2 separate regions of the Homo sapiens genome follow, and region 1 is linked to region 2. A link is an interaction called in ENCODE POLR2A ChIA-PET data of the cell type or tissue named here. Cell type or tissue: HepG2. All regions are shown on one strand. Links, peaks and the distances in the headings refer to the core of each region. The heading gives the core; the rest is flanking DNA. Region 1 overlaps VPS37C (VPS37C subunit of ESCRT-I). Region 2 overlaps CD6 (CD6 molecule).

Evidence for each region. Peaks named below come from ENCODE experiments on the same cell type or tissue, not always from the same donor. Only the 100,000 strongest peaks of a DNase experiment are listed, where the experiment ranks them.
Region 1: POLR2A ChIA-PET joins it to region 2 with 6 read pairs; 5 of 35 experiments call an interaction of 5 or more read pairs at or near these places.

Annotation. Positions count from the first base shown.
Region 1 is chr11:61,147,530-61,151,915 of GRCh38, forward strand. The region is part of intron 1 of VPS37C (VPS37C subunit of ESCRT-I); the gene reads right to left. Among named protein-coding and RNA genes, the nearest start is that of VPS37C, 12 kb to the right of the region's middle. In HepG2, for the core only: no CTCF peak of the experiment used is centred there; a DNase peak (open chromatin) is centred at 2,282; H3K4me3 peaks cover 533 bases.
Region 2 is chr11:60,988,429-60,992,814 of GRCh38, forward strand. All of the region lies in intron 1 of CD6 (CD6 molecule), which reads left to right. Among named protein-coding and RNA genes, the nearest start is that of CD6, 19 kb to the left of the region's middle. RefSeq lists an enhancer at 911-1,000. In HepG2, for the core only: no CTCF peak of the experiment used is centred there; no DNase peak of the experiment used is centred there; H3K27me3 peaks cover 2,474 bases.

The sequences.
Region 1 (4,386 bases), core at 100-4,099, 160 kb after region 2:
GGGTGGAAGGGGAACTCTGGGGAGGGTTCAAACTTGGGGCAGCCTTCCAGATCTGTTTTTATCGGGGAAAAAAAAAGTCATGCAATGATGGTTTTCCTCAACAAGCTAATCAGCTCAAAAACAAATCGTTTCCACTGATCAGAGATCCTTTCCAAGGATAACCTTCAACAAAAAAAAAAAAGCTGGACTGCAAAATGCAGCATTTTCTAGACAGTGAGGGCACTGAGATGAGAGTGTGGCATGCCAGCCCTAGAGACAACTTGCACTGCCCCTCACCCCTTGCCGCTAAGTGGTTCATGCCAACTCTCCCCCCAGATTGTGTGTCTGGACAGAATTCTGTCCTGTGCAGACATGGAATTTGAAAACAGATGCCTTGAGTTTGTGCTTTGGCTCCACAGCTCTTTAACTGTGTGACCTTAATCAAGTCCTTTAACCTTGGTTTCCTTAATGGGGCACCATGATGATAATCCCACCTTAGGGGTTGCTGTGTGGCTCAGATAAGCGAACAGCCCAAAAAGAGCTTTGCAAACTCCTGAGCACTGAACAAATATAAATTATTCCACCTCCTGGCGTTACTCCTGCAACCCCTGGGCTGCAATCTTGTGTCAAGTGAAATGGCTGCTGAGATCGTGCAGGAGGATTCCAGCCTCCACCAGCTCCAGCACCTGGGAGCTGAAGCACGGCTCCCAGCACTCCCCTCGCCTTACCAGACAACACTTACTTGCCAGTGACCTCTAGCCCGAAATCACACTGCAAGAAGAGCTGTGACGTCCCTTGGTTTCTTACAAATTCCCCACATCCACCTATGGTACCAGAAGAAGCTGTTACCAGGGCAACTTGCAAAGTCCAACCTGCACATGTTAAAAAGGAACTGGCCCCATCTTACCCCGTATGTCAGAAACACCTGCTGTTGCCTTAGAAACCTTCCTAATCATGCTGCTGAATGAGGAAATATTTGCAGGCCTAATCTGGTTTTCTTTTCCCGGAATGATTCCAGCTGTGCGTCCAAGTACCAGACTCTTTTGTTTCCTGACTTCCCACAGGAGGTTAAAAAAAAAAAAAAAAAAATCAAATCATCAAGTTCTTCTCACCTGATCCAAAGCAGCACTGAACTGACTTTCCCCACAAGTGGAAAAGTTACAGTGTAAACCATGGAGAGGAAGGCGTTTTTAGTTTTCATTTTTTTGCGTTTTTAGTTTTCTTTTTTTTCTTTTAAGAGATGAAGGACTCGCTCTGTCACTCTGTTGCCCAGGCTAGAGTGCAGGGACGCAAAAGTAGCTCACTTCACAGCCTCAAACTCTTGGGCTCAAGCAATCCACCTCACTTCCCAAGTAGCTGGGAGTCCAGGCCTGTGCCACTGCCCCCAGATGGCTTTCATCCTTTCTAAGGAATTGCTGGGGTTGGGGCTGGGTTGGGGTTGGAGATTCCTCCCACCCACCAGGGATAAATAGTTAAGACTACGTGAAGAGGGGCCAGGCGCGGTGGCTCACGCCTGTAATCCCAGCACTTTGGGAGGCCAAGGCGGGCGGACCACGAGGTCAGGAGATCAAGACCATCCTAGCTAACATGGTGAAACCCCATATTTATCTACTAAAAATACAAAAAAGTTAGCTGGGCGTGGTGGCACACGCCTGTAGTCCCAGCTACTCAGGAGGCTGAGGCAGGAGAATGGCGTGAACCCAGGAGACGGAGCTTGCAGTGAGCCGAGATCGCGCCACTGCATCCCAGCCTCGGCGACAGAGCGAGACTCCATCTCAAAGTAAACAAACAAACAAAAAAGACTAAGTGAAGAGGCTTTGGAGATAAAAACTCCTAGATTTCAATCCCATCCTGACCTTTCACTAGCTATATCACCATGGGCACATTATTCAGCCTTTCTCTGTTTCTCATTTGTAAAATGGGGCTAATACTACCAACATCATGGGGTTGTAAGGATTAAATGAGAATTAAACAAGACCACCAAGCAGCAGGTCTGGCACCAGGCAGTATTAATTCCCACTCCCTCACAACTTATTGTTAGGAAATGCTGCCTGTCAACTGTGCCAGGCGGCCAGCTAGGTCTAGAACCAGAGGACTCTGAAAGAGCTGATCCTGGACGGAAGCAAAGGATGTGGCTCCAAACAAGCTCCAAACCAATCTAGACAAGAGTCCTCAAACATAAGCATACATAGGGGGAATGTACAATCTCTCATAGGGAAATTGCTTCATGAAGGAAACTGTCATCTTTACATAAATATTTACATAACAACTGAATGCTCCTCAATCCACTGAAAAACTCCATCTGACCCCCCTTTGTCCAGAGGCAGGGCCGTCAAGTGAGAAGACTCAAGAATAATAAGCCCATTCACTGTGCCAAATGGTGGGAGGCACCCAGAGTGGCAGAAGACTTCAGGAAATTAAGCCACTCAGCCGGCTGGGAGGCTCTATCAGCACGCGGCAGGCTGCAGAGCCCAGCACTCACACCCTGCCCCCTAGGTCGCTGGCTTGGCTTTGCTGACCCAGTCCGTCCCCTAAAGGGACTCCTCCCGAACCTGCTGAACCTCCACACACACCTGCATTCCAGCATTCCTAGATCTCCACTCCTCTCACTCTTCAACCAGACTTTCCCCCCAGCTTCCGTTTCTATCAGTGACTTCAGCTCCTGGCCCTGACTTCCAGGTCAGCTCAGACATGTGGGTCCCCCCCACCCCTGATGTCCAATCACCAAGTTTTAGCTAGTCAGTGTTCCAAAGGCTCTCACACACACCCATCCCTGCCCTATGCAGGCTGCAAACTAGTCTTCCCATCTCCAGGGTCTCTTTCTCACAACCATCCCACCAGGCTCCCCGGATGAATGTGTCCTATCATGCTGCTTCCCTAAGGCTGGCTGTCTTGCCCCCCTCCTCCCCTCACCGCCCCCACCTGTCAATGGGTGGCGGCGGGAGGGGTCAAGTAGCCTAACCAGTCTGGACAAGACACCTCCCTCCTCTGCCCATTTGCCCAGTTTGGCCTAATCCTGTCACTTTCAACCTTTTTCAAAGGAGTTTTGTTTTTTTTTTTTCCAAACAGAACATTTAATCCAAACCCTACTGCACAGAACACTTCACAACACATATGCTCTGGGCAAACAGGTCGGGGGGAGCCCTGTTCTCACAGCTCAGTTTCCCCCTTGACCTAGAGTTGGCCCCTGAGACCACCGCCCTAACCCCCTACCCCGCTGCTCCCAACCCTCACCAGCCCCTCCCCTGGTCCCCTCCTCCACTCCCTTTCAGCTGTGATGTCTTGCCAGCAGCGTAGAGTGTGGGGAGTCATCAAACCAGGCCTTACCGCCTCCTGCCCAGTTGCCCTCCAGAGCCTCACTGTTCCATCAGTGTCAGGAACTGTGACAGGCCCTGCGTCTGAGGTTTAGAGGCTGCTCACAGTCCAGAGGCTGGCCCGGGTGTTCCGTACACAGCAACTAAGGTAATCCTCACCGCTCCTAAGCTGCTGTCCATCCTCAGGCTTTTCTCATTTTAAATAGGAGAAAACTGAAGTTCTGTGCCTGCCCACAGTTTCCCAGGGAGGAAACGCAGAGCCTGAACTGCAACAGAGCCCGTCCAGCTTCACGGCCCACGCGCCTCACTGTGCTCGGCTGCCTCGATCAAGTCTATCTACATCCACAGAACACCAGGCCTGGCTCTGGGGACCAACTTCATCAATGGTCATCGGTACGGATATCTTCAACTAGACCCCTGAAGAGTAGGATCTGTTCTATCTTGTTCAGAACCCAGCATGATGCTGTCCTAACAAATACTAAAGTGGTAACTACTCTCCTTCACCAGCCCTCAGACTAAAGTCCAAACAGATGTACCGGCCCAGGAGCCCCGGCAGCACAGGAGCAGTGCCTCCTTTGAAACTCAGCTCTGCAGGGGAGACCCAGGGATTAAAGGCTCTGAATCTGTAAGGCAGACAGCCCTGCACTCTTGCTTACTGTCTGGGGAGACCTTGGGTGGGTAATTTAAAATCTCTGTGCCTCAGTGTCTTCTATAAGATGGAGCTTTTGTAAGGAGGAATTGAGTTTCATGCCTAGAAAGTCTAAAGTCTGGCTCTCAGGCAGGGATCAATAAACAGTCGCTCGTGATTTCTATCACTGTGGCTGAGGGCAGACACTCAGCCCATTCTTACTTCTGCAACTCAAGCACTTCCCGTGTCAACGCAGGACAGAGAATTTAAGATTCCTCCAGAGCTGGCATCAGTCAACAGAGGAACATAACTCCAAAGGCTGGATGTAATCAGACCAACAGCATTCAGCGTCAATCAAAATGACGGCCAAGAAACAGGTGATTTAATAGGTAGCCGGTTTTTGAAACTTTCTGACAGTAAAGCCAAGCCACTCGGCAAGGCCTCTTCTTTCTTTGGCCCATGACT
Region 2 (4,386 bases), core at 150-4,149:
ATCCCTGGTGCCTCCCCCAGGTTCTCTTTGAATCTGGATTTATTTAAAGAGAGGAGGTGAGTGGTAGGTGAGGAGGGGGCTGTTGTTAGGACATGGATGGGCACAGGACATGTGTCTGGTGAGCGTAGCTGCCAGGGCCGGTCCCTGACACCCCAAGGAGACTTTCTGGTCCCAGCCCAGCCTACACTCCCACCTGCTCTGGAGAGGCTGTGTTTCCTTCCAAGGATGGATGCTGATGATGTCTGATGGCTTCTGGATGTCTGATCTCAAGGGGGCCTTCTCTTAGGGGGCTTTAGGCCACCCTGGAAAGGTCTCAGCATCACCCCTTGGAGCGGGGAGGATTTTCACCCCTTGCCCACACACAAGCTAAAACTGCTTCTGCTGCAGCTCTGGGAGACCTAGAACCAGGGCCCCTCCTGAGAGCCAGTGGGTGGGGGCAGGCCCCCTGGAAAATCGCTGAGAGCTCAGCAGTTTCAGCCTTCACTCCCCTCCTCACTCCCCTCCTCCAGCCTGCAGAAACCTAGCCCAGCCTTTGCACAGAGGGTCTTGCTCTGGGGAATTCTATTCTTGAATTTAATACCTTGAGTGTCTAGCCTGGCCCACCAGCTTCTGTCCCACCTCCAGGTGTTTGCTCGAGCTGTGCCCTCTCCCTAGAATGCCTTCTTAACTCTTGCTACTTGTTGAGGGCGCCTGAAGAGTAGAAAGAGTGAATCTGGGGAACAAATTCAAATTTGGATTTGAATTCTGGCTCTATCAATGCCAGGCTATGTGACCGTGGGCTAGGAACTTAATTTCCCTGAGCCTCTTTGTAAAATGGGTTTCATAATAGTGTCTCCTCACAAGGTAGCCATGAGGCAACGTCTGTAAAGCACTCAGCACAGAGGAAGCACTCGGCACAGAGGAAGTCCTCGGGAAATGTGGATCTGCTTCCCTTGCCTCAGCGAAATGCTCCTTGACTTTGAAGTCCTGGCCCAAAGGGCACCTCCCCGGCAATACCTTCCTGGACTCACTCACCAGCCCCACCACTTGCAGAGCAGCCCTGTCCCTCCTCCAGGTTCCTCAAGCATGTCTCCTGCCTCTGCACCTACCTCAGAGAGACAACATTCGAGTCAGCTCTTAACATCTGGCCTCCAGGCTGGACCACGGGCTCTATTACCTTTACTTTCCACGGCAGAGCGCAGCATGGCTCAAGAAATGCTGCGGGAGGTGAAGTGAGTTCTAGGGACTTCCATTAATAATAAGAGTAACTAGAATTTGTTGAGCATTCACAGCACACCCTGAGGTGTTTATCAGAGCCCAGGAAACCCTCTTTCTGGGTTCAAATCCCTGCTCTGCCTCTTAGGGGCTCTATTGTCCCAGAAAGTTCCTTGTCTCTTGAATCCTACATTTCCCCGCCTGCACGATAGTGATAATAACAGTGCTTACTTCTGAGCATTGTTAAGGAGATTCAAGAATTTAAAACTATAAAAACCCATGGCTTTCTTACCCAGAGAAGGGCAGAAAAATCGTTGGCAGGGTGCATTGATATGACTCGGACAATTTACAAAGGTTTTTCATATATGCTTTTATTTTAAAATTTTTTTGTTTTTATTTTGTTTTATTTTATTTTACTAAAATTTTATTTAGTAAAAATAGTACAGAATTTAGAAAATACAAAAACAGAAAAATTTAAAAATTTATCAATAGCTACCTTCAAAGATAACTGTTGTTACTAGCCTCTTGTAGAATCTTCCAGACATTTCGTTAGAGAGGAATATTGCAAACATACAGAAATGCATTGAGAATGACATTTGTTTATTTGTTTATTTGCTTTTGAGATGGTGTCTCGCACTGTCACCCAGGCTGGAGTGCAGTGGTGCAATCTCGGCTCACTGCAACCTTTGCCTCCTGGGTTCAAGTGATTCTCCTGTCTCAGCCTCCCAAGTAGCTGGGACTACAGGCACACACCACCACACCCGGCTAATTTTTGTATTTCAGTAGAGATGGGGTTTCACCATGTTGGTCACACTGGTCTTGAACTCCTGATCTCAAGTGATCCACTTGCCTCGGCCTTCCAAAGTGCTGGGATTACAGGCGTGAGCCACCGCGCCTGGCCTGAGAATGTTTTAATGAACCCAATGCGTCCTCACCACCCAGACTTAGAAAATGTTTACACTTTTGCCGTATTTGCTCAGATCTATATTAATAAGAAAGAAAACCATACAGATACTGTTGAAATAATTCTTATCCTTTCCTCCCTAGAACACACACTCCAAAGTGTGGTGTGTGTACCCTTTTCTCCCACATTTTTATACTCCTATTACACAAAAAGTGTCTCCATACACAATGGATGGTATTGAGACATGTACTATATTTTATATAAATTGTACCCTACTGGACATATTGTTCTGAAACTTATTATACTTTTCTCCTTGTTTTCAAAATCTAACCAAGTGGATAGATATGCATCTAGTTCATTCCTGCAATGGAATAATCCAGCCTATGATACAATACAGTCTGTTTATTTCCAGCTGATGGATGGTTAGAGTACTTCTAATTTTCTTCTGTTACAAACAGTTCCGCAGAAAGTATCCCTGCACACATCTGCATGTGAACAATTTTTTCTATAATTTATACAAAAGGGTATAGCTTTCAGATCAAGGTATGAGCCTCTTGAAATCTATGAGGTATCATCAGCCATTTCCTTTTCTTTCTTTCTTTCTTTTCTTTTCTTTTTCTTTCTTTTTTTTTTTTTTTTTTGAGACGGAGTTTCACTCTTGTTGTCCAGGCTGGAGTGCAATGGCTAAATCTCGGCTCACCGCAACCTCCACCTCCTGGGTTCAAGCGATTCTCCTGCCTCAGCCTCTCGAGTAGCTAGGATTGCAGGCATGCGCCACCATGCCTGGCTAATTGTTTTGTATTTTTAGTAGAGACAGGGCTTCTCCATGTTGGTCAGGCTGATCTTGAACTCCCAACCTCAGGTGATACACCCGCCTCAGCCTCCCAAAGTGCTGTGATTACAGGCGTGAGCCCCGCGTTTGGCCTCATCAGCCATTTTTCTCTGCACAATATCCATAAGGCTATGATCATCCTGAATATGTTGTTTTTCATCTGTTTTTTCCATCTACGATACATATATGCACACATATTCATCTTTCACGTATTTGCAGGTATAGTCATTGATTCCACAAGATCTTGGGCATTTGCCATGGGCCAGGTATTGGGGGTTTTTATGGTAATCTTTCCTTAGCCCTGTGAGGTTTTTGTTTCGTTTTCATTTTAGAGGTGGAATCTCACCCTGTTGCCCAGGCTGGAGTGCAGTGATGATCATAGCTTACTGCAACCTCGAACTCCTGGGCTCAAGTGATCCTCCTGCCTCAGCCTCCTCAGTAGCTAGAATTACAAGCATGTGTCCAGCTAATTTACTTATTTATTTATTCATATATATCTATATATATGTATATATATATGTATATATATCTATAGAGAGAGAGACAAAGGATCTCACTCTGTTGCCCAGGCTGGAGTGCAGTGGCACCATCTTGGCTCACTGCAGCCTCAAACTCCTCGGCCCAAGTGATCCAACCTCAGCCTCTCGACTAGCTGGGACCACAGGTGCACACCACCATGTCCAGCTAATTTTTTGAATTTTGGTAGAGACAAGGTTTTGCCTTGTTGCTTAAGCTGGTCTCAAATTCCTGCGCTCAAGCAATCCACCCACCTTGGCCTCCCAAAGTGCTGGGATTACAGCGTGAGCCACAGCACCCAGCCTCATTTTTTTATTTTTAAATTTATTTTGTAGAGATAGGGTCTCACTGTGTTGCCCAGGCTGTTCTCAAACTCCTGGCCTCAAGCAATCCTCCTGCCTCAGCCACTGAAAGTGCTGGGATTACAAGTGTGAACCACTGTGCCCAGCTTGTGAGGCTTTTTTTTTTTATATATAACTATGAGGTGAGGGAGGCAAGGGGGGCATGTGAAGAGATTCGCCCAGGGTCACACTATAGTAAGGAGGAAGCTGGGTTTCTAACCCAGGCATGTTTAATTTCAATCCAGTGTTCTTTCTGATGCCTATGATGTGGTAGATGGTTTTTTCCCAACCAAGACCTACTGAATGGGAATTCTAAAAGAGGGACCTGAGGGCCGGGCGCTGTGGCTCACACCTGTAATCCCAGCACTTTGGGAGGCCAAGGTGAGCAGACTACCTGAGGTCAGGAGTTCAAGACCAGCCTGGCCAACATGGTGAAACCCGGTCTCTACTAAAAATACAAAAATTAGCCGAGCATGGTGGCGTGCACCTGTAATCCCAGCTATTAGGGAGACTGAGGCAGGAGAATCACTAGAACTTGGGAGGCAGAGGTTGCAGTGAACCAAGATCGTGCCACTACACTCCAGCCTCGGCGACAGTGT